Regions from separate parts of the Mus musculus genome. Here regions 1 and 3 are each linked to region 2. Evidence: chromatin loops called from intact Hi-C (ENCODE). Cell type or tissue: heart. All regions are shown on one strand. Region 1 overlaps Ghr (growth hormone receptor). Region 2 overlaps Ghr (growth hormone receptor). Region 3 overlaps Ghr (growth hormone receptor).

Region 1 (8,000 bases), 150 kb before region 2:
CTCTGCAGCTGTGTTTGATCTAAAGATACCAAACTGAAAGCCATGCACTGTGTCGGATATCTTGAGTTCTAGAATTTGAGAAAACATAACTTGGCTTGAAATTTTTCTTTCAGGTATGCTTCACCCAATAATATACGTATTACAGCTATTGGGGTACAGCTTGGATTCAGGAGAATGTTCACCCTACAATGATTAAGTACAAGAGGAGGAGTTGGATGTAGTGCCCTACACGGCTAATATCAAAGCTCCTGCAGAGGCAGGAAGATGATGAATCTGAGGCTAACCTGGGATATGCAGTGAGATTCTGTCTAAAAACAAAGAAACAAAAATTAGACAGAGTAGGCAGTGTCTGAACAGAAAACCTCTTCACTCCCATCTGAACCCACCTCCTGAGTTGGAACGTTGATACTGTTGTAGGGCTTATCACTCTTCACTCCCCATTTTATTCAATGGGTTCTCTTCCTAGATTTATATATTTCACATCAGTGGCTCAGTGCTAAGTAAAGCTGCAAAGGTGCACTGGGCTTAGCATTCTTAGACTCAGTTTGTAGAACATAAGTTAATAGTCATCACATAGGTAGGCTTTTCTCCTAGGATGGTTAATCCATGCTTTTCAACTTGTAACAGCTGAAATCCTCATTAGCTGCTCATCTAAAATTGCTCAGCTGATAAATTCTGGGGCTAAGGGTACCAAAAGAAAACAGTCCCAGGACCATGTTTTGAATACGACTTCATGGGGTGTTTTCTCCAGATATGTAATTGAATGTCTCGTATTTCCTTCCACCGAGCATGTAGTTTTCAGCCTCTGATCCTATGATCATCAAGTGTGATTTTCTTCCTCCTCACACTTCCTTGTATCCTGAGCAAACCCATGTGTCCGTGAGCAGGTGGTGACATATTGGCAAGGTCATCAAGGGCTCTATGCTTTCTTTCGCTATGAGAATATTTTCGAGACAAAATCATGGAGTAGGCTGCAGGTTCTCCTTACAATTCCATGGCTTGTCTTCACAGAACAAGAACAATATATGTCCTTCATTCTTTCTGAATTCTTCCCTTAGGTTTCCAAACACTTGTCAAAGTTAGGAGAAACTGTGTGTGTGTGCTAGCAAAGTCCTGGTTAAGTCTAGAATATCCTCCTTGCCCTAATTTTAACCCTCAGCATATCTCTACTTCTACACTTGTGTGCAGCTCTTGATATATTGACTCTTCAAGCTTATGTAAGTACAGCCACCATATCTCCATCACCCTGTTTAAATAGTTAACAACTCTTGACCAATCCGACATCATTGCTGACCCACTCAGTTGTCCCCATCCACATAGTTTTGGAACAGATCCAGGTACCATGTCACCTCACCCATCATGCTTCAGTAGCTATATTCATAACACTATAAATTATTGCATATTCAGATAATGCTCAAGTTATAATTGTCTCATAAATAATATAGCTTACACTTTAATATTTTGTTTAAATAGGCTTCCAAATAACACTCACATGTTGTAATGATTAAAAATCTTTTAAGCCACTTTTAATCTGTAGGTCAAATCCTCATCTTGCTCCTCTTTGCTTCCTTCCCCCTCCCCCTCCCTCTCTCTTTTTAACTCTATCTCTGAAATTTATTTACTGAAGAAACTGAGTTGAGGTCTTGGCAAAATCCATACTGGCTGGCATGTGTAGATTGTTTCCACATGTGCCTTTCTGCTTGTTTCTGAATGTCCTTGGTTTCTACAAATTGGTAATTGTATCTAAAAGTTGCACTAGACAACTTTCTTGAGAAAATGACCAAATATATGCTCATATACTTCAGAGGGTGAAGTGCGACTATTGCTCTGAGGCCTCTGGTCTGGTCAAATGCCAGCTTTGAGATGAGGGAGATGACCTATGGCCTTGGAATAAGATGCTGGCTGAGCACACAGTCTGGAGCCACAATATCTGTATTGCACTCCGAGTCACATCACTTGCTAGCTGCATAAACTCAGAGAATATTGTTGGAAATCTCTTGGCTTCAGATATCTCATCTCTACCCTAGTCATGGGATTGTAAAGATCAACAGAATAGACACATGTGTATACAGCATGCCTAGAACACTGCATAATGTAAACCATTTGTAAGTCTTAGTGCTACTTGAGAAAGAAAACTTAGGCAGGGGTTCAAAGCAAGGAGAATGAAAAATCAATATATTTATGGGAACAAATGACCCAGCCACAGAGTGAACCAATTCCAGCCTTTCTGAAAGCTTTCCAATCCTGATCTGCCTCCTCTGACTGATTTGTGTCCTTTGTGTTTGTTCTCTGTGCATTTAGCCTCTCCCGTGGCATATCCCATGTGAGTTATTCATTTTGTGTGAGACATTTGCATGTAAGTCAGTGAAGAAAGCAAAATGGCGTCACCAATGTCCAGCAGCCTCAGAGCCAGACTTGAAGATGCCTCGAGGGGTCTGCTTCTTCAGTAGACTGTGCTCATCTACCGGTCCATAAACCAGACTTTACGTCTGCTTCTTGTCCTGTTGCACTTACAGTCAAAGGCTGAAATTCTTATCTGTGGTTTCCATCCACCCCTAACAGCTGAAGTCCTTAAAAGGAACCTTCTTGCTCTAGTCCACAGAGTATTTTATTTTATTTGAGTATGTTTATCTTGAAGGGAAAAAAAAAGCCTTAAATCCAGTCGCGCTTTCTGCTTTCCCTTGCTTATCACATTCTACATTAACCTTGGAGCTCTTGAATCTGGCTGTTCTTGGTGCTGAGTCCATTCTGGTCAGAACGCTTCTCTCTTCCATGCCTTTCGCACTGGTGAAGTTTTAGGCAAATCCTATAGTTTAGATTGTTCTATGGTAAGGACTCTTGGTGAGAAAAAGTTAGCTATTACCAAATATTTCTTGTGTTGTTTCCCACAGTCCCTTGCAAGCAGGGACTACAAAGCTGTGGGCCACCAGTTTGGGGCTATTTAACAAGAACACAGGCCTTCCCCCGGTATACTACCTGTGGCTACTTATTCACTCCATATACAAGTGAGCAAAGGAAATGTAGACCGCCACCAAGGAAAGTAAAACCGAGAATACCTACAATCTGACTGGACAGACAACTCTGCCAATCTCTCTTTTAAGGGGAAGTTAGGTAGCAGAGTCGTTTAGTCTAAAAAGTAAATAAACACAAACCCACTGACGGGAAAAGAGAAATTGTAGGAGAATATAACTTTCTTTAAAAAGAGTTATCCACTCCCAAATGATTGTGTACGTAGAGATCAATCAATTATGCATGCTTTTCGATGAGGAAAGAGAGACAGGTCCTTCTCTTGGACTGTGCCTCTGGGGCCTGGCAGCACACAGTGAGCTTACCCCTTTTACTTTTCTGTTCTGCTGTGTTTCCCAGGAAGGCAAATATCTTAGACTGTAAGAAGATTGGGGACGCTCTGGAGCTTACTTTCCCTTAGAGCTTGTTCTGTTTCCTTGCCAGCAGGGCCACGCTTTCTCTCTGCTGCAGCCTGACAGGGCCCCACCTCCTGCTTATCTTAAGTTGCAGCTGAAGTTGAAGGGAAATCTCTTTCAGGTTCCTAAGACCCTATTAACTCAAGGTCAGATCTGTGGTATCCACCATCAAGTCCAAAGCCTCTCTCTATACAGAAACCTGTTTTAAAGTGTTAGCTAGTAGCAAGTAACTCTGGGTTAGTTTCCTCTTGAGTTGAAGTTATGGATGGAAGGGTAAATGAGAAAAAAAAAAAAAAAGATAATGTTAGTTGATTGGACTGACTGATTTCTAACATTCAGAGGCAATTTCATAGCATGTGTTATTTAAATAATCCCCATAAAAACCCTGTGTGGGAGGAGGAGTATTGTTATACATTGTGGTACCAAGACTTAGAAAACAAATTAAGATTTCCACATTATAAGTTGTATAGTTCCATCAACAATGCCATGAGCTTTCTGCCACATAATCCATATCATGTTAACCTATTCCTTAGGCTCAAAAAATAGCTACAGGAGATCCAGGTGTCACGTTTTTAGGTAACGAGGGCCAGGGTAAGGAGAAAAGACAAACAGATAACAATCTAGCCAGGTTTGCTTTCTTTCTTAGATTCTTGGTTGGTGATGTCAGCTGATGCATACATACTTCATCAACTCTTAGGATTTCCTTTTTTCTAAGGAGACATGAAAATTTCTTGAAGTAAGCTGGTCATGTGTGTGTGTGTGTGTGTGTGTGTGTGTGTGTGTAAATGTTTTCTGTAGACACAAAAGTAGGAAAAAATTATCACTAAAGAAGTCTATTTTAAAAAACCAAAGGTCAAAATTCTGGTCCAAACACTGAAAGTCTTCAGAAGAACTTGATAGAATAGAGGTTCCAATGCTCTCATTTGCATCTTGGGCATGAAGCAGAGATCCAAAAGGTGAAACGATTTCCCTCCGTCTCTAAGTCAAATAAAGGAAGCTCCAGAGAGGAATGCAATGGCTAAGTGTATCCTTAGCCAGATTTGAGGCCAGGCGATGATGCTGTCAGTGTCCTCACTGTGTATCAGGTGTCTCTGCAGGCCAGGGCAGCCGTCCCTGTGGTTAGGACACAGGCAGGCTATGTGGAATGACTGGATCCCACTGGCTTGGCAGAGACAAAGGGCCATGTGCTGAAGCTCAAGCTGGGAAGGAAAGTGTCTGGCACTCACCAGATGAGGGCCTTTCACTCAGTAAAATCTTTTCTCTGCCAGTGGCCCACAAGCTACAAGCCTGAGCAATGGTTGTTTTGCCATCAAAAGCAACAACAACAAACACAGATGCCTTTAACATGCAAATGGCTATGCACACAGTTTTCCTGTAGATAGGGAAGTGCTCTAAGCAAAGCAGCTATCAGACAGTAGACACCAAGAGCAAAGTTATGTGTGTGGTTTTTTTTTTTCTCCTTCTCCTTCTCCTTCTCCTTCTCCTTCTCCTTCTTCTCCTTCTCCTTCTCCTTCTCCTTCTCCTTCTCCTTCTCCTTCTCCTTCTCCTTCTCCTTCTCCTTCTCCTTTTCCTTCTTCTTTTCTCTGCCAGGCATGGAACAAGAGAACAGTGTGTCCTACAAAACAGCTTGCACAGGAAAACAGAATCCACCCTGTTGGTCACCTGAGGGAGTCAGTCAGCTCAGGGAAGTTACACATTTTCTGTTCATTTGCATAAGGGAGGAACTGAGTTGTGGCATCATGAGTGGACTATTTATAAGAAGGAGAGAAGAGTGGGTTTTAAAAGGAAATACCAGAATGTGCTATACAGAGGTCACAGCTTGGGGAAAACAAGACAAAACAAAACAAAACAAAAAACAGCTTGCCTGGCATTTCCCAGGAATGTGTGGATTGAGCCCCTCCTAGAGAAACCAGAAACCGCATTACCTGGAGCCTTGGTCTTAATTCATCCTTTTGTGCCCCTTTCATGGAAGCCAGACATTTGTAATTTCGTGTGAATAAGCCATGAAATTTGTTTCATTACTGTTAGCAACCATGCATGTCACTAGCTCATCTGCCCCCCAACCTTGTCCAAATTAGAAGAGAACGTCCCTGTCTTCATGCAAACTCCAGAGCTGAGCAAGTGAAAGGAAAGGCAGCACTGTGCTCCCTTCTAGCAGAGACCATGCAAGCTGCCCAGGTGCAAATGCCCCGCCCCACAAAGAACTGCTGGCTCTTGAGCCAAACAAAACCTAGCTGTGGATAACGCAGCCCACAGCCTGCAGCCTAACATGTTCCTGCCTCTGTTGTAGTGGTTCAAGCAAAGTTCTGGGGGTAAAGTCAACTGGCTTTAAATCAGAACTCTCTGAATTCTCTGCCTCACATCTGTTTGTATCCAGATAATTGCACACTTGAACCTACCTTGTCGTGTTCTTATGAGGATGAAATCAAACAGTCACACAAGAGAAAACCATTCAGAGTATGTGCAGCGTACAGTTCTAACACTCAGCAAATGTTACACAATTGCAAAATAATGTGAAAGGCTAATTTTCACTCTTTGGTTTATCTCTGAGAGTCAAGTTTTGCTAAACAATTCTAAGCATATAGAATATATGAGAGAAAGTAGGTTTTGAGGTTTTTTTACTCCTGGGAATTTGTTGTAATTCACCCCGTGGTCACTTTGGGAAGGTAAGGAGCTAGAAACAGCAAGAATATCAGTTACCCCTGACCTGCTAAGGCAACAAAAACCTTAGCAAAAATAAATGCTGTACATGAACCCTGCTCCTGGCATAGGGGAATGGCTAACACTTGTCTTAGTTAGGGATTTATTGCTGGGAAGAGATACTGTAACCATAGCAACTCTTATAAAGGGAAGCATTTAATTAGGACTGGCATACAGATTCAGAGGTTTAGTCCATTATCATCATGGCAGGAAACATGGCAGTGTACAGGCAGACACGGTGCCGGAAAGGTGCTAAGAGTTCTACATCCTGATGTAAAGGCAGCAGATGTAGACTGTGTGCCCCACTAGGCCTACCTTGAACATATAAAACCTCAAAGGCTACCCCTACAGTGCACATGTCCTGCAGCAAGGCCACACTACTCCAAGAAGGCCATGCCTCCTAATAGTGCCACTCCCTATGGGCCAAGCATTCAAATAGATGAGTCCGTGGGGGCCATTCCTATTCAAACCACCACAACATCCTTTACAATGACATTTTTAAAGCCACTAAGAGAAGATGAAGCTCAGTAGCATGTGTTATAAAAGACAGAGATGTGTGGGTTATATTTTAGAATTATTTGCGTTGAAACAATTATAAAGCACTGGGAGTCAGTGTGGGAAGTATTCCATTATTTGACTTCATCTTCAATAATGGGTACTTCTCAAAGACTCAATTCTTTGTGTTTAAGAACTACCACAGCTGTTTTTTTTACATCTAAGATGCACTAGGCTCTGCATAGAATACTAGTTCTTAGCCCCAAGTCTACACTGGAGGGAGCTTGCAGGGTGTCAACTGTAGTGAAATATGTGTTTAGCTCCAAGGAATCGGGACTGAAAAGAGACTGAGTTTAGTAGCTCTGCTCTTTTAGACCCAGTAATGTCTAAATGCCTTATTTATTTTTAAAAAGTACAATCTATCGGATTTACTATGAAACAAATTGAGAAAACCATGTCCAGAGAAATTTCAGCTTCCTTGTATTTAAATAAAAATTTTCTCTCACTTTGTTAATGTAGAAGCTTCCCATAAATACTCATTAAACCATAATTGTATGCTGGTAGGGGCCATCTGGCATGAGAAGACAATGCTAACCCTAAAGTCCTATTTTATTTATTTTACATGAACTTGGCCAGGCCATCGTCAATCTAAAGCTTCTCTTGACAGACTGGGTTCTCAATCGTGCTATTACTGATAGCTGGGCCAGATATGTCTTTGCATCCTGTAGAGAACGCATACTGTCCTAAGAGGTACTTAGTAGCATCCATGGTCTCTAATGACTGGGTAATAACATCCCTCCCACCCTTTTCATCAAACAAAATTGTGCACCAGGATTATCTTCCGGGGAGGGGAGTGATGAAGAGAGAGACTGAATTTGAAGATAGGAAATTTTCACAAATTAGACCACCAACAAGTTATGCTGCTGAAATGCTGAGACACGAGCCCAACGTTACCATGTTTAACAAGTGGATGTTTGGGCCAAACCAACCAAATACTTATCCATGTGTCATGTGGACTGATTTCAAACAAACGTCTCTGGAGGACCGGATCATTACCTTGGCCATTTAACTTTTGTGTGTTTTTTAGACTGCTTCAAGACACAGTAATGTTTGTCCATCTACACTCACATAGGAACTCGGCAGGCAAGGATCAGAATGATGTACACAGTTCTATGCCAGTATAATCCAAGCACTCTGGAAACTGAGGTGGGAGCATAATGAGTTTAAGGATATCCTGGGCTACAGAGTGAAATTCTTGTTTCGAGGGGGAATAAAGCAGAGAACGACATCATCAGAGATCTTCATGTACTCTCCTTTCATTTTAAAGAACAAGACACCAAGGTCCAGAGAATAGGGTCTGCAGCACAAATATCTCTAATAAGC
Region 2 (8,000 bases):
TCTTCATGGGCATGCTAGCTAATGTGACTTAGCTGCATAGGCACAGGGAATAGCAACCACGCTTTGCCTCAGTGCTCAGACATGCCTGAATCTGTAAATAAAGTTACATGAGAAAGTACAGCATGAGAAGAGACCACCCAGGACACCTGGGTTGTATTAGTGTCAGAAGTGGCCACTGTGGCTCTGAATCCAAAGATATTGCTCTTAAATCAGTGCTGGATCATTTCTCTCCACTGGGAGGGGGTGAATGGGGGTAGGTACTAAGCCTTCTCTGTCAGTGGAAATATGAAAATCAGCAGCTGATCTGAACATTTGCTGCTGTTGACATTCTATAAAATTTCCCCTGAGACAAGAACTCTGTGTTCCAATCCAAATTAAGTGACTATTTCCTGTTTGTTGACCTACAGCTTCAAGGTTACTAAGTCATCAGCTTAGAAAGGTTCATTATTCCCCTCTGTTCCAACTAAACACTGGATTCTATTAATGGTTCAAGTAACTAGCTTATATTCCCTTCATGCCAGCTACATTAGCTATTCCCTCTCTTTTACAAAGCAGTTGAATCCCATGTCTTCCTCTTACTAGTTCAATGAAGATGAGTGAGACATTCAACCTCTCAAAGACTTAAATCCATATCTGTAAATGGAAATAATATTGACTCCTTCTGCAGTTGTCTTGAACTGAGTTGTCCTGTGTTGTCTTTGATGTTTCTGCTTCTGACACCTAGCTGCCTGTAGGAAATACCTGGTTCCTGTGTAGGCAGACACATCTCAAAGACACATAGGTCTTTTTCAAAGGGAGGATTCCAATTCCACAGTTTCATATCCTGAATAGCCACACATTGCTTTGTATCCTACATCTCACATCATAAAGTGAGTTCAATTGCCATTCAACTGTGAGTGTCTGCTGCCCTGACTCCAGAAGAGAAGCCTCTGAACTTGACTCTTCTCCTTTTCCAACTACCAGACTGCACACTCTGCCTGAGAATTGAGACCTAGAACCATAAAAATCAAGACGAAGGATTAAAATCAAAGATGCCTGGGCTAGCAATTCAATAGATCTGGGGTAGAGCCCACATGCCCAGTGATGATCAAGCAAACTCCTCTGCTGGCACTGGCTTAGAATTCATCAGTCCATATGCCAAGCATTTGCTCACAGGAATGGGATAGACCTTCTCTAGTACAGTTTGTATAAACTATTACTACAAGTAACATAGCTCTACAAAGAAAGGAACGATGCTGGTTGTGTTGGCACACATCTTTAATCTCAGCCCTCAAGAGGCAGAGGCACAGAGACTTTTGAGAGTTTGAGCCCAGGCTGGTCGACATGGTGAGTTATGGGCCATCCAGGGATGCAGAGCCAGAGCCTCCCCAACAGAAAGCAAGGAAAGAATGGAGGGAGGCAAAGGGGGAGAAAAGAATTAACCAAAAGACAGTCTGTCACAGGGAAATCATCAGAGCCAGAGAAGTCTCTCATCTGAACGGGAAACTCTCCATGTGTCCACTTCATATAGCAAACTGATTTCTCCACACCTGTGCACAACTTTTACTTAAGTCATTCCTTATATAGCACAAAATACTGGAGACAATTTTAAGAGCTGTTTTGATTAATTGGGAAGATGTAATGTTAAGAAAAGTGTTGGCTCACTCTAGAGTATTGCTTTCTTTGGATATCTGCTCCCTTCCTTTCCACATAGCTACATTTTATTTGATTGGCAAGTGACTCCCTTTTAAATGTTCCTGCAACTCTGCTTCCAACAGAGAAGTCTTTAGGGAGGAAGGCATCTGGAGCATTAAAATGGAATAAAAATCTCAACTCTCTATCTTGGACCTTTGCACAAAAGTGTATAGCTGGCAACATCAGGGGAAATATGGAAGCCAAAGAGAATAAAATGGAAGTGTTTAAATAACAAACTGACAGTTTATTTTCTGTAGAGATGCTATTGTTTCTATATGGTGTGTCTCCAAAAATATTCATGTCAGAAACTTGGTCCCAGTGTGGCAGTATTATGAGGTGGTGGGACTTTAAGAGGCTGTGTTTAGAAAATGGTTCTTAGATTATTGGGAACCTTAGCTTTGGAAGAGATTAATATAGTTCTTAGCAAATCACAATTCATTCACAAGAAAGATATTCTTTAAAAACATGTGACACAAACTACTTAGTCCCTCTGACGTCCTATGTCACCATGAGATCTTTCTCACCACACTCCCAACCTTCCATTGCCCCTCACCAGAGATGAACTGAAGCCAAAACGCTTGATCTTGAGTCTCAGAACTGCAAAATAAATAAATAAATGTCTTTTCTTTATAAGTTCCTCAGCATCAGATAGTTCTTAATGGTAATGGAAAGTGGACTAATTCAGAAGACCGAGAGTCTAGGTCTCTTGCTTCATTTTACTTATTTATTTATAAATATGTTAAGCTGTCTCAAGTCATAAAAATCTGGATCCTATAGCCCATTAGTATCATAGTCATATAGCCAGTTTGCATGTTCACATGCTTAAAAATTCCTTACACATACATAGTACTCTATTTTGTTTATCATAGGCTATACACAAAAATAAATTCATAGGATTGGATATACCTCAGTGGTAGAGAGCTTTCTTAGCTTCTACTCAGGCCCTGAATTCAACACATATCACTATAATCTATATGCATATGTATATATACATATTTAAATTTTATATATAGCTGAATCAAATGATATTCTGAAAGGTGTTTAATATTTATTAGAGCAGAATGCTTCTTGAGATATACTTTAAACAAGTTTACTTATTTAGGGAGAGATAATTCTCATTTAGTGGTTTATAAAACAGGAATTTGAAGGCAGAGTCTATATCTTGTTTATCAACATGTTATTTTAAAGGTGTTGCAGTACACATCAAATTAGAAGTCCATCCATAATAAGAATAGAAGTTAATCTCTGTTTGAGTAGTCTTCAGAGCCTTTTCTGATTTGGAGGCTACCGTCCATTGGATTTGCTTGGAGCAACTGAGAGCTTGTTCTAAGGCTATGAAGAGCATGCCATCGGCTGCATTCTGATCAGTAAGACAACATTATCAGCTCATCTTTGATTTGAAATTTCTTTATATGAATCTTTTAAGCCACTTCTTTGTTACAAGACAGTTATAGCTGAGCTACATCTTTTCAGTCCATATACCCTTTAAATCAGCCAAGAAGAGCCTGAAAAACTTCTGCAATGCCAAGAGATGAGGGATTAATTTATGAACAGGCACTCTGAATCATGACCCTTCCACTCTTTGTGTGAAGTTCCTCCCATAGCATGTGACTCATGTACATGGGCTTAGTGACTCTGTATGAATCTGATACGCAGTATTAGAAATCCCTCTTAATTTCTTTCTATCCCTTAATGGATCACCTGACATAACCAACTGCGACACTAGATAATCTTTTGGGTCCCTATGGCTGAACGTGTAGATACTAATTTTACTTAATTTAACAAATATCTCTGTTGCCAGGATTCCCCACCAGCCTGCTAACATCTCTTTTTCAGCCCTTTGATTCTGGAGCATATCCTGCAACATGCTCCCTTAAACCTGCCCATTCCCTCTCCCTGACTGTTACTCTCCATTCTTGAAATATATAGCCTATTGCCACGCCTCCCCAGAAAGCAGCAACCTGAACAGCTCCAAGCTCTCCAAGCTGTAGTTGTCCACCACTAATAGTTTGTAAGGGCAACCTTGGTAAAGAAAGCTTATGAGAAAGCTCTGGCTTTGGCGTACATGTTTGAGAGCATCAAGAAATTAATCCCCTTTCATTAAACCCAAAGACTTAGTTTCATTTTGTTTCCAGTCTGCCTATCTATTGACGGTGTACCTAAATACCTATTTGCTGCCACCTAGTGTATTGAAATGTAGTGACATGTGATTTTTTTTTTTTTTTTGACATGTGAAATTTTAATTCATTGGATGCTGGAACATAACTTACTATTCAGAATGACTCTTCATTTTGATTTCTCATAAGCTTCCACTTTATTGCTGTGACCTAAAAATCATCATAATTTTCTGTCATACAGTCTAGGGGCTCAGGAGCAAGCCAAGCCCTGAAAATGGTACCCTTGGATATTAATTAGGCTTTGCAACTCTTGGGTACATAGTAAGCACAAAACAACAGAAACCATGATTTTTACTTCATAGAGGCAGTAGAACACACTCTCACTCTTTACCAACCACAGGATCATTGGAAGTTCGGTCCCTCTTTAGACAGCATCTTTTTCTGCTTGTGGTAAAATGGGATGGCAAGTCTGGCTAGCTTCAAGCTCTAAGAATCTATGACTCTAAATAAGCCAAAGCCATGTCCCAGAAGACAGCTCTGTGCTTGTATGAATGTCATTTCTATGAGAATATCTGACCTCTGGTTATAGATAGAAGTGAGCAGAGCTCCTGACTTGAATAGGAAGGACCAAATGGCAGGCAGTGATTTTATTCTTGAGAGCTGTCCCTGGACTGTTGTCCACCAATATATAGGCTAATCATATATATATCTCCAGCCTCCTGACCTCTTAAGGAAATTTAGAAGTGAGCTCCTGTAAATAACCTATTTCCCAAGCTAGCTTAGAATGTTGCATCCCCTTTATTTAAACAACACTACATAGTGTTTTCAGTATATGTTACAATGTTTCATTTGGGGTTCTTATGAGTCTTATTTTCTCCATCAGTCAGACGGGTTTTTTTCAGTCTGGGACATCTTCAGTTTCTCATTTCTGTGAAAAAAAAAATCTAGCACATCCTGAAGGCATTGCATATGTTTCTCATAATTATGATGTTTTCCCATTTATCTTACATACATGGAGTAAAAGGTTAAAAATAAGGTGTTTTCAGATTGTGTCCACAGCACTTAGTCTCTAGCCTTGGTCTCTACAGCTATCTAGCAGCTCATAGATGCTTATAACTCTTTGAACTTAATGCCAAGAATGAAAAATCCTACAGCATACCATATGGGGAGAAGAACTTTGAAGTGAGAAAATTGTGGTTTCATGTTCCAGCTTTACCATTTACTGCATCTGTGTTTTGTCAAGAAATTATCTGACCTCTCAGAAGCATCCCGTTAGCTATAAGTGAGGATCACAACACTAACACACAACATTTTATACACAGAAGTGTGTGTATGAAATAACAAAGCACATGCTAGGAGTATGGCATACAGTAGGAACCTAATCTCTTCTAGAATACTTTTACACAATGCTTAAGTAAATGTTCTGCTTATATCCAAAGTCAGGGGATGGGGGAAGACTGAAGAGATGACTCAGTTGACAAAACACTTGCCATGCAAGTGTGAGAACTCAATTCAGACTTCCAGAACCCATGGTGCAACAGCATGTATCTCCAATACTCCAGAGCTCATGGATCATCTCTTTTGGTATAGGCAATTATGAAGAACAAAGAAATGTGTCTCAAACAAGGAAGAAGGTGAGACCCAATAATGAAGCATGTCCTCTGATTTCCATACACATATACCATAAAATGTTCATACCTACAACACACACACACACACACACACACACACACAAATAGCATGCATGTACTTTACACAAAAAATATTTTTTCAATTACTCAAGTTAAAAGTAATCAGAATAGTTTTATAATTCTGTGATACATTTACATTCAGAAGCTATTGTCATCAAATGTGATTCTGTTGCCCAAGATGTAAATTCTAGGAATGTGGAGAGACATGGCCATCATGCAAAGAGTGCTCCTAGCATCTAGTAGGCAGAGGGTAGGAATGATGTTAAATATTTCAAATGCACAATAAGGCACTGGGAACATGGATTACCTAGTCTAAAATACCCAAAGTGCAGAGGTGTAAAAAGTTCTGTTGGATTCTAGATACTTAATATAGAAATTCTGAGTAGACAAATAGAAAAAAATGCTTCCATTTTGGTTAGCTATGAGGAGTTTCACCTTGCCAAGGGTTCATATTTTAATTATGAAATATTTTTAATTTTAATTTTAATTATGAAGACTAAGATCAAGTAAAGTTTTGCTGTTTTTCCTTGAAAGTCAATTCCCAGCTGTATCTAGACCTACTAAAGCACTAGAAATAGTGTGTAGCTCTCCTCAGTCCTGGTAGTAGTTATTTGCCAAAAACTAACCACAAGTCAAGTACTGTGTAACTCACATCTCAGTGACTATAAAGAATAAGGACAATAATTCTGCTAGCAAGTTGTACATTTGAGAATCAACCTCAAATCCCACTAGTTTCCAAGCTCATCTTTCCATGGTTATATTAATGATGTGATCCATGGGCATTTGTAACTCTCTGCCAAAGCTTACCATAGCTCTTCTCTCTGGACTCACACGGAGATGAAGCCTGAGAGTCAACCTTGCTCCCAGGATCTGCTTCCAAGAATTTTACACTAACTTCCGTGACTCAGCAACTTACACAGTTGGACTCTTAGCTGAACTCTTGTAGTGTATTAGAAAGTACAATGGGAGAAGTCCTGGAAGACAGCTGTGAGCTCACATGTTCACTCCATGCCAGTGGAAGTCAAGACCTGATCTATTTGAGAGACACCAAACCAATCATGGACAGCAGAGAGTCATGCTGACCATGTTGCCATCCTCTGAGAGCTACAGAAGCAGTTTTGCATCTTTATTACATGGAATTGTGCCCCCCACACCCCGCTTCCCCAGGATTCAGTACATGCTGCTTCACTTTGATAATGCAATCCCTATTTGGCATGTTTCCCCCCAAGACTCAGTATCTGAAGGGCCTTTCAGTATAAACACTTGAGAAACTCATTGTTGTGCTATAGAAGCTCATTGTTCTATTCAGTGATCCTCAACATATCACAGTCACCTAGAGCATTTCAACAATGCTCAGGCATCACTGAAATCTAATTAAATTAGTCCTCCAAGGTATTGTTTTTAATATCCCAAGTGATCATAACATGCTGCCAGAACTTAGACCCACTAGTCCAATTGGAAAGAGTTAGCACATAAGTACCCAATCCACGGATCTCAGTCTTTTTTCTTTTCTTTTCTTTTCTCTTCTTTTCTTTTCTTTTCTTTTCTTTTCTTTTCTTTTCTTTTCTTTTCTTTTCTTTTCTTTTCTTTTCTTTCCTTTCCTTTTCTTTTCTCTTCTCTTCTCTTCTCTTCTCTTCTTTTCTTTTCTTTTCTTTTGAGATTATAATATGGCTACAAAATTTCTCCCTTCCATTTCCCACCCCCGCCAAACCCTCCCATATGCCCCTCTTCACTCTCCTTCAAATTCATGACCTCATTTTTCATTAATCATTATTGCATGTATATATGTATTTATACATATATGCATATACATACACACACGTACATTTCTAAATATAGCCTGTTCAGTCTGTATAATGTTACTTGTATGTGTGTTTTCAGGGCTGACTCTTTGACATTAGATATTCAATTGATGTGCTTTTCTCTGGGGACAATCACTTCTCCCACTCCAAGATTTCTTCAGTCACCTATAGTTCTTTGTATAGGGTTGAAGATTCGTGGGATCTTCCCCCATCTGCTTTGGCATGTCTGTTGTTCAGTTCATGTTTTGGTCATATTGGTAAGACATTGTGGGTATATTTTTTGACATCCCTAGGAGACACAATCTCACAGAAAACTCCCTGATTCTCTGGATCTTACAGTACTCCCAGCCCCTCCTCTGCAATGTTCTCTGAGTCTTAGATGTGAAGGTATTTTATAGATATATTTATTGGGATTGGAGTCTACAATTGTATTTTGATTGGCTGTGGTTTTTCTGAAGTAGTCTTGATCTGTTGCAAATAGACACTTCCTTGACCAGGAGTAAAGATGGCATTTATCTATGTATGTTTATACACAATAAGGACAAATGTTTTATAGATTGTTGTTAGAGATTATGCTGGTTTGGTAAAGAAGTAGTTGTAGATTCTCCTCTAACAATCATGACTTCATTAGCACTGAAAATTCCAATATCAACCATGGTTTCCCTCTTGTTGAGTGGGTCTTAAATTCAAGAGAGAGCTGTTGGTTATCACTAAGG
Region 3 (8,000 bases), 82 kb before region 2:
GGGGTAGTATTTTGGAAATTATTAATTCACAAACCCCAAACCTACAGATAATGAAAAAGTAGAGAAATGCTCTGTAGTCTGCAAGTGTGTGTGTGTGTGTGTGTGTGTGTGTGTGTGTGTGTGTGTGTGTGTATGTGTGTGTCTGTCTGTCTGTCTTGTGTCTTTGTGTGTTTCTGTTTCTGTATGTGTCTGTGTGTGTCCATCTGCGTGTATCAGTGTGAATGAATGTGTGCATCTGTGTATGCACATGTCTATGTCTGTGTGTGCCTGTGTGTCTGATGTGTGTGTGTGTCCGTCTGTCTGGTTTGTGTGTGTGTATGTGCATGTTCATGTGTATGCACTCATGCACACATGAAAAACTCCAAACACAAGCAAAAGGGCTCCTTTGATAAAAAGCTTTTTCCATCCTCCTCCTGGTGCTGAGCTCCTTCAGTCATCCAGGGCTTCACTAGAGATGGAAACCCACTAGCTATGAGACTCACTTCCCCACTTAATTTATGATTTGTCTCCCTCAGTACTTAACCTTGACAGCCTCTGTCATCAAATACCAATCAATGTTAATCCATTTTGACATCCTCGCCTTTCCACCTGCTGCCCTCTAGTGGAAGTGCTGACAAGTAGCAAAATAGTAACCAACCAAGAACTGACTAATGCACACAGGTCACCACATGCCCGCACTGGATATCACTGACCATAACTATGCCAGGAATTATCAGGACCACCTCAAGCTGTTTAGACTTCATTGGCACACAATAGACTGGCACCTATACATGAGCTTCTTTTCAGGCTTCTACCACAAGATTACACTCTCTATTCTCCCTCTTCCTCCTCTCTACCATCCTCCTCTTTTTCTAACATAAATCCCAAATTCCACTCTCTCAAAAAATAAAATAGTTCTTCATCTACCTCCTCATCATTTGGATTTTGGAAAAATTTAAAAGTTGCAGGGTTTCTTTCCTTCCAGGCACCAAGTAACAAGGTGAAAGGGTATTGATTGGGTATTATCATTGTGAAGTGATGTCATCCTAGGTCCTTTGAGATCCTGGGGTGGTCCTGTCTCATCCAAGAAGCAGTAAAATTAAAAAGCCTTTAAAGGTCATGGAATATCACACAGCTAGTGGAACAGCTAGTCCCGCAATGCAACCTGGGTAGATTAAGGCTCTCCTGTATTTCTTTAAGGTTCTCATTGTCTGGTCTTCTATTTAGTAATATGAAAATAACTTCTATGGGAAATGATGTTCGATCCAACTTAATGGTACTTACTGTATTTGTGGCAAAACCATTCAGCATTCATGTTGTTAGTGTTTAACAATTACCCTGTCTCTCTACAAACCCCAGTCCTCATTTTTTAAAATTAGGTATTTTCCTCGTTTACATTTTCAATGCTATCCCAAAAGTCCCCCAGACCCATACCCCCACCCCCTACCCACCCCCTACCCACCCCCCCACCCCCTACCCACCCCCCCACCCCCTACCCACCCACTCCCCCTTTTTGGCCCTGGCGTTCCCCTGTGCTGGGGCATATAAAGTTTGCAAGTCCAATGGGCCGGATCCAGAGTTGCTTAGCAGAGGAGCTAAGTTGAGGTAGGTAACTTTGGATGGATGATAAAGATTGTAAAAACTACACAGCTGATGCAGTTGATCCTAGATTTCATGAGGCAGCTGCTGTCTTCTACCAGCTTTGGGGAAAACTAGTTATTTATTTGATAACCAGCAGAGCAGAACCTTAACTCGAGCACCAATATAAATGCCTACCCCTCTCCTACCCCCAAATCACATATGATCACCAACAACTTTAAGCTTACCCTTTTTAGTGTGTGATGGTTTTTCATATTCTTCTTTTGTTAGCTTATTTTAGTAATTTTCCTTAAGGCACACACTAGTGTGAGGTTTCTATTGGCCAATTTTTCTTGAATAACAGCTATGCAGCATTATTCTTAGTAGCATACTCTCATACAACATCTTCAACCTCTTCTTAATATCTTTTAGATTTATTGATTTTATTTTATAAATCTTTTGCCTGTTCACGTGTATGTGAGTGCATGCATGTGTGGTGTCAGTGGAGGTCAGAAGAGGGTGTCAGGTTTGCAACTGGAGTTTCGGATGATTGTGCGTCAGAGTGTAGGTGCTGGGAACTGAACCCAGGTACTCCGCAAATGTAACAAGTGCTCTCACCTGCTGAGCTGACTCTCCAGCCCCAAGCTCCTCGACTTTCTAACTATACTACAGGGAGGGGTGTACCTCTGTCATGACACTTCTCAATGGAGACTGAAGGATTTCTTTTCAAATTTGGATTGGCTCTGTCTCCCTACATGGCTGGTAAAGTAAGAAAAGAAAACTATCTTGAAGTTGGATTTCTCATCACTTCTAAGCTTTGGTTTTTTCTTTGTTTGTTTGTTTGTTTGTTTTCAAGACAGGGTTTCTCTATATAGCCCTGGCTGTCCTGGAACTCACTTTGTAGACCAGGCTGGCCTTGAACTCAGAAATCCACCTTCCTCTGCCTCCCAAGTGCTGGGATTAAAGGTGTGCACCACCACGCCCAGCTACTTCTAAACTTTGTTATCTGCTAGGTAAATAAATTTCCAGGCTTCCAGGGCAACTGTTAAACCCCTGTTAGTTTACACGTGTGAATCTACAGACCAGACTCATCCAAAGCCTGCAAAAGCCCTTCCTACTCCACACGATCTGTGTTTTGTGCAACAGTTGAGGTTCCAGAAGAATTAATAAATCAAGAATTAATGAATCTGCTTTCCTGCTGTCCTGCCCACTGGTGCTTTTCTTGCCTCCTGGCTCTCAGCTCCAAGGATTCCTTCTATCCCCTCCTCAATTTTTCTCCTTTAGTTTTCTAACTCATAAACAGTCTGTCAACAATGCTAAGATGCCACCACAACTAAAAGGATTCACAATTAAGCCTGTTATTGAATAAATAGGCCCATATAAATGCTGGGGTTGTATCTTATTTTTACATGTATTTGAGTTTGAACGTTCTAATGGCTGGCAGCTGAGATTCAGGAGCCTGTTTCAGGGTTGGAGAGATGGCTCAGTGGTTAAGAGTACTGAGTGTTCTTCCTAAGGTCCTGGGTTCAATTCCCAGCAACCACATGGTAGCTCACAATCATCTGTAATGGGATCTGATGCCCTCTTCTGGAGTGTCTGTAGATAGCAACAGTGTACTCACATATATAAAATAAATAAATAAATAAATCAGGTACCTGCTACATATCCTTTCAATCTCTTCCTATAGCAAGCACTGAAGGTTTCATAAGGTGTAAAAAGAATTGCTATCTATTTTCTGACGTTGTTTTTAGTCTGTTTCTGTTTCCATAGTTTCTTTGCTTTTAAATTATACTTAAATAGTATGTACTATTCCCCTGCTTATGAACCCTTTTGAAGTTTGGAGATGTCAAAGAATATATGTATCTTTATGTTTTGAAAATGAAATTCTGAATAAATACCAAAAAGTGTATTTTATTTGAAGAAACCTAAAAAGAAAAAAAAAAAGGTGGAGGTAAACTCATAGGTCTGAGAGAGACATTTTCTAATGTACTATCAGTGATGCTAACCTAATGAGAGTCACAGGTGGTTATATAGTATGCAGGCAGTACAGCTGATAGTGGTCAGGACATAGGCTGGATTCCATGCTGACCCTGCTGACCTCACAGAAGTGACTTCATTGTTCTATGCCTCTGTTTCCTCATTTATAAAAGGGGATAATTAGATACTTAACACAAAGGGTTATTGAGAGGATTGAGACATATAAAGAACATTCAAAAAGCCTGTATAAACGTAAGCTGTTATCACGTGTAGAAGAAGAAAACAGAAGTCAGAGTTTTTAGGCACCTTGGAACATGGTTTCATTCTCTTTCCTCCTCCTTAGCCTTCTCTGACTATGTTGGCCCTTACAGCACACTCCTGTGTCCTAGGTCACTCTCCAAACTTTCAAAGAGTCCATGAAAGTATTTAGAAGGAAAGGGTACATATGTGTCAGGGTTTGTGATGGTTAATAATACTTTCCAACTAAAGTATCCATGTCCAATGATAATGGGCTTTAGGGCAAGAGAAAGCACCTTTTTTCTAACACTATATTTAAATGAGTGATTTTTTTTTGTTTTAAAGTTAGAAATGTACCCTACATAATTAATAGCTGTTAAGTGCTGAGAGCAGAAGAATCGGTCTTCTCTACAGACAAGTCCCCAATAGGTTGCCCAACCCCAAGCAGTCATCCCTAGACACATGTATACATGAACAAAAATACATTAACCCAGCATGTTATTTACATATGTATGTGTGTCTGATTATGACAATAATAATTAAAGGCTAAGAGGCCATGAATTTGAGGAGTTGGGAGAAAGTGGGGAGACTTGGAGGAAGGAAGGGCAGAAATTATGTGACTACAGTAATGGTATAAGAAATTCTCAAAATATAAATGTAAAGATTTTTTAATTAAAAGAGAAATTGACCCTATAATTGAAAAAAAGAACCACTGGGCTTGGGTAGAAAGGACAAACACTCTGGAGATTTCATACCTGCTCTTAGGCAAGAGGTTACACTTGAACAACACTTGTCTTCATCCGTTTAGGGGCACAGTGCCCTCATTTTGCAGAGGTAATGCCCATGAAAAGCAACAGGAAGCAGAGTTATCCTTCAAGAAAGCAGTGCGTTTGGAATATCTTTCCAGACTCTCTACTCTTTACCATTCCTCCCCCAGGGCCCCACTGACCTCAAAGGTCCCCTCTTGCCAGGTCATAGAGGACATCTGAACTAGAGGACTGGATCTCCAGCCAAAGCTAGTAAAGGTGAAGAATGCTTGGCTAAAAAAAGCCCAAACACGTGGCACTGAGCATAGCAGAGGCAGCTTTTGTTTTTGCTTGTTTGGTTAGTTGATTTTTAGAGAAATGGTATACATAACATGGTAGTTTTAAGGGTCAAAATATGGAATTGTCACATACATGAGATCAGTCATTCCTAAACACTGAGCCCAAGAGTCCTATACACCAAAAAGAGGGTGTGTAACCTTGTCTTAATTTTTCCTTATTGAGTTTTTAAGCGTATGAGTATCTTTTAAACAAAGAATCACCTTTGTTTAAAATACAGTAGACTGAAAAATATGAATGTATATTTCAGAACAAACAAACAAGAAAGTATAAAGAAAAACCATTTGAAGGATTATACTTTCTGAAGACTAAGTTGAGAAACTATAGAAAAATGGGAATATCCAAGAATATTATTGAAAAGTGTTTATTTTCTCAACCAAACACCTACCACTGGAGAGTTGAATGAGATAAATACAAGGACGGAGGGGGAGAGCTAGGGAGAGAGGGAGGGAGGAAGGAAGGGAGGGAGGGAGATAAATAGATAAATAATAGGTAAGTAGAAAGATAGATAGATCACTTCTCCATGTTTCTGGCTTGACTCTGTTTTGATTATTCCTTGACAAACCAGAGGGAATCTGATTTCTAATCCAGAACTCCCAAGACCAAAGAGCTAGGGAAAGGCAAGGCACTGGCTGTAGTTTGACCTTAGTGATCCAAACTCTTTCTTCTTCCCTGGAAACTGTGTGCAAACATGGCCATTTTATGTTCTGTGTCATCTCCAAACTCCTTTTGCTCCTTTTGCTTTTGTATGAGAATTTTAACTTTGGGGATGTCTTTCCAGTGCTCCTTGTATTATTTTTTATGACACTAGGATGTGACTTTAGTCTCACACATCCTTTCCTTGGCACAAAGGGTCCACACACAGAAGAGGATAAGATGCTTTCCCCAAAGCCTGAACTCTGTTCTCTGCCCACTGTTGTGTCTTCTCCTCACCAACCCCCTATACTTTGTAGACATCTTTTATTCCTGCCAGCCACCTACCTGTCTTTGGGAGAGGAGACAGAGTCTAGAAGGCTGGGATCCTTAGTGCTAAAGTGTGGATTGATAAGACGCTGATGATTTGATTTTTTGCTTTGACACTTGTTTCAGAATGAAAAGAATGCCTTGAATGAGATTAGACTGGAGCAGATCCTGCAGGTGCCAGGGATGTTTCCAGGAGTGCATTTGTCAGCTGTGGGTCTGCCAGGGGCAGGTGACTATAAGAAGTGCCTGTGGTTTTTGCAGTAGAATTTTGAGTTTAGACTTGGGATTTCAGATTTTCTCAAAACTTAATGTTCATGGATCTGATAAAATAAACTGGAATTTCTGCACTTGTATCCTTCATGACATAATTAACATAGTATGTCCTTTTAAAAATTATTTCATACAAAAACTTTTACAAAAACAGTTTCAAAGAATTTTGCAACATACTCTGAAGGGCTATGACCAAGAGTCTCTTGGGTTCTGTAATTAATTTCTAGATTTTTCCTTTAACCATATTTAACTTCATGATTATTCAGGCCACAATAATGCATTTCATTCACGGCATATATTAAGATATGACATCAACTGCTTCACTGAAACTGAGGAACATTACAGGTCAGTGCTTCTCTAAACAAGCATTCAATAACCCATCCGTGAAAGGACAGGAAGGGCATTTCCTGTAAAATGTTGTTCTCAGTGGAGCTATGTGGTTCTCGTTGACCTATTGCTTCCTTTCCAGGCACACAGGAACAGTCTTAACAATTCATTGTAAAAAACGTTTCTCAGAGTTTAGGTTAAAGTCATAAGTTTAAGAACTGACCTTTTAAGTCAGTTTGAACAGTGATGTATGTCTCACCATTGGTCCTCTAACAGTGAGCAGAAACCATCAATTTATCAGTCTGTTGATATTGTCAGCATCTGGAATGAAATGCTTCAGGTCTTGAATAGTGGGACGTGCCATTAGCTCTGAAAATGTGCTCCACAAGAATTTTATCTTGGCTTATTATTCTGTCTTAGCCTCACGTGATTGCCTTCAGTAAGAAAAGGTTTCTGTAATAGTTTTTGTTTCCGGGGTTGGGAGATGACTCAGTAGTTAGAAGTATTTACTGTTCTAGAGGACCCAGGTTCAGTTCCCACAACCACATTGGGTGGCTCACAACTGCCTGTAACTCCAGTTCCAGGAGACCGTGGCTTTCAATGGCACCTGCACTCACATGGTACCCATAAACCTGTATAGGCACATACAGAAAAACAATAAAGTACATGATAAATCTATTTTAAAACAACATTTTCTTGTTAGCCTTTCCCCCCCTGTGTTGAATAGTTTTCTTTTCATATAATTTTAGAGTTTTTATGAGAAGAGATTACATTTATCTCAGCTGATAACTTAGGCCTTTTAAATAGAAAGTCTTTGAAAAATGGATTGAGCCAGATTTTATTTTAACAATAGCCTATAAAGCATGTGAATGGGGTGTGTGTGAGAGAGGGAGAGAGACATCAGTATTAACTTGGTCTTTGTCTATCCAGTGTACACTGAGTATCTAAAATGTCATTTGTATAATATGTAGACTGAGGTACCACCCATTTGTAAGACTGAAGGTAGAAAACAATCCTTGGGCTATATTTGGAATAAATAACAAGCCTTAAAACTTGCAATCTGGATCTAACTTAGATAAGCAAATTTTATTTCATTCGCTATCATTACTTGGCAAGATCCACCAAACGAAGTCCGTTGGGTTCAAGTGGAGAAGGGTGATAATGAGTGAGTCAGAGCCAGAGAAGGCCAGATGGAGGATGAGAAAACACTTGTGCATGGCTCTGGGACCAAGTCAAAAGGAGGTAATTGGGAAGTTAGGCATCACTAATGATGTGATTCTCCTGACCACAAATGTTACTTGGGAACATGCTGCCTTGCCTGCTGGCATCAGCCTAGCTTCACTAAAGTAAGGCTGGAGGTGGACACTGGAAAGGTGAGAAAAGAGGCAAAGCCCTCCTCACCCTTGCTTTCAGCTGAGCCAGTACTATGTGGATCCACTATTCTGCTCTGAACCCATGCCAAGCCCTTAGAGTAAAAGCTACAGGCCAGTTTTACTTGTAAGCATGAGGGTTTCAAATAATGAAAATCTATTCCAGAATAGTCTATCTGTAGACATTTAGAGACCT

The links. A loop is a pair of places that touch in the nucleus more often than their neighbours do. Peaks named below come from ENCODE experiments on the same cell type or tissue, not always from the same donor. Only the 100,000 strongest peaks of a DNase experiment are listed, where the experiment ranks them.
Region 1: a loop joins it to region 2, with 2.6 times the contacts of the local background. A loop is called at or near these places in 4 of 42 quality-filtered maps.
Region 3: it touches region 2 in a loop (3-fold over the local background); 6 of 42 quality-filtered maps call a loop at or near these places.

The regions. Positions count from the first base shown.
Region 1 is chr15:3,505,879-3,513,878 of GRCm38, reverse strand. All of the region lies in intron 1 of Ghr (growth hormone receptor), which reads left to right. Among named protein-coding and RNA genes, the nearest start is that of Ghr, 73 kb to the left of the region's middle. In heart, a CTCF peak has its summit at 4,636; a DNase peak (open chromatin) is centred at 4,578; H3K27ac peaks cover 214 bases.
Region 2 is chr15:3,352,295-3,360,294 of GRCm38, reverse strand. All of the region lies in intron 3 of Ghr (growth hormone receptor), which reads left to right. All of the region lies in intron 4 of Gm41254 (a long non-coding RNA gene), which reads right to left. Among named protein-coding and RNA genes, the nearest start is that of Ccdc152, 53 kb to the right of the region's middle. In heart, a CTCF peak has its summit at 3,854 (motif pointing left); no DNase peak of the experiment used is centred here; H3K4me3 peaks cover 219 bases.
Region 3 is chr15:3,434,338-3,442,337 of GRCm38, reverse strand. The region is part of intron 2 of Ghr (growth hormone receptor); the gene reads left to right. Among named protein-coding and RNA genes, the nearest start is that of Ccdc152, 130 kb to the right of the region's middle. In heart, CTCF peaks have their summits at 603 (motif pointing left) and 3,134 (motif pointing left); a DNase peak (open chromatin) is centred at 4,807; H3K27ac peaks cover 685 bases.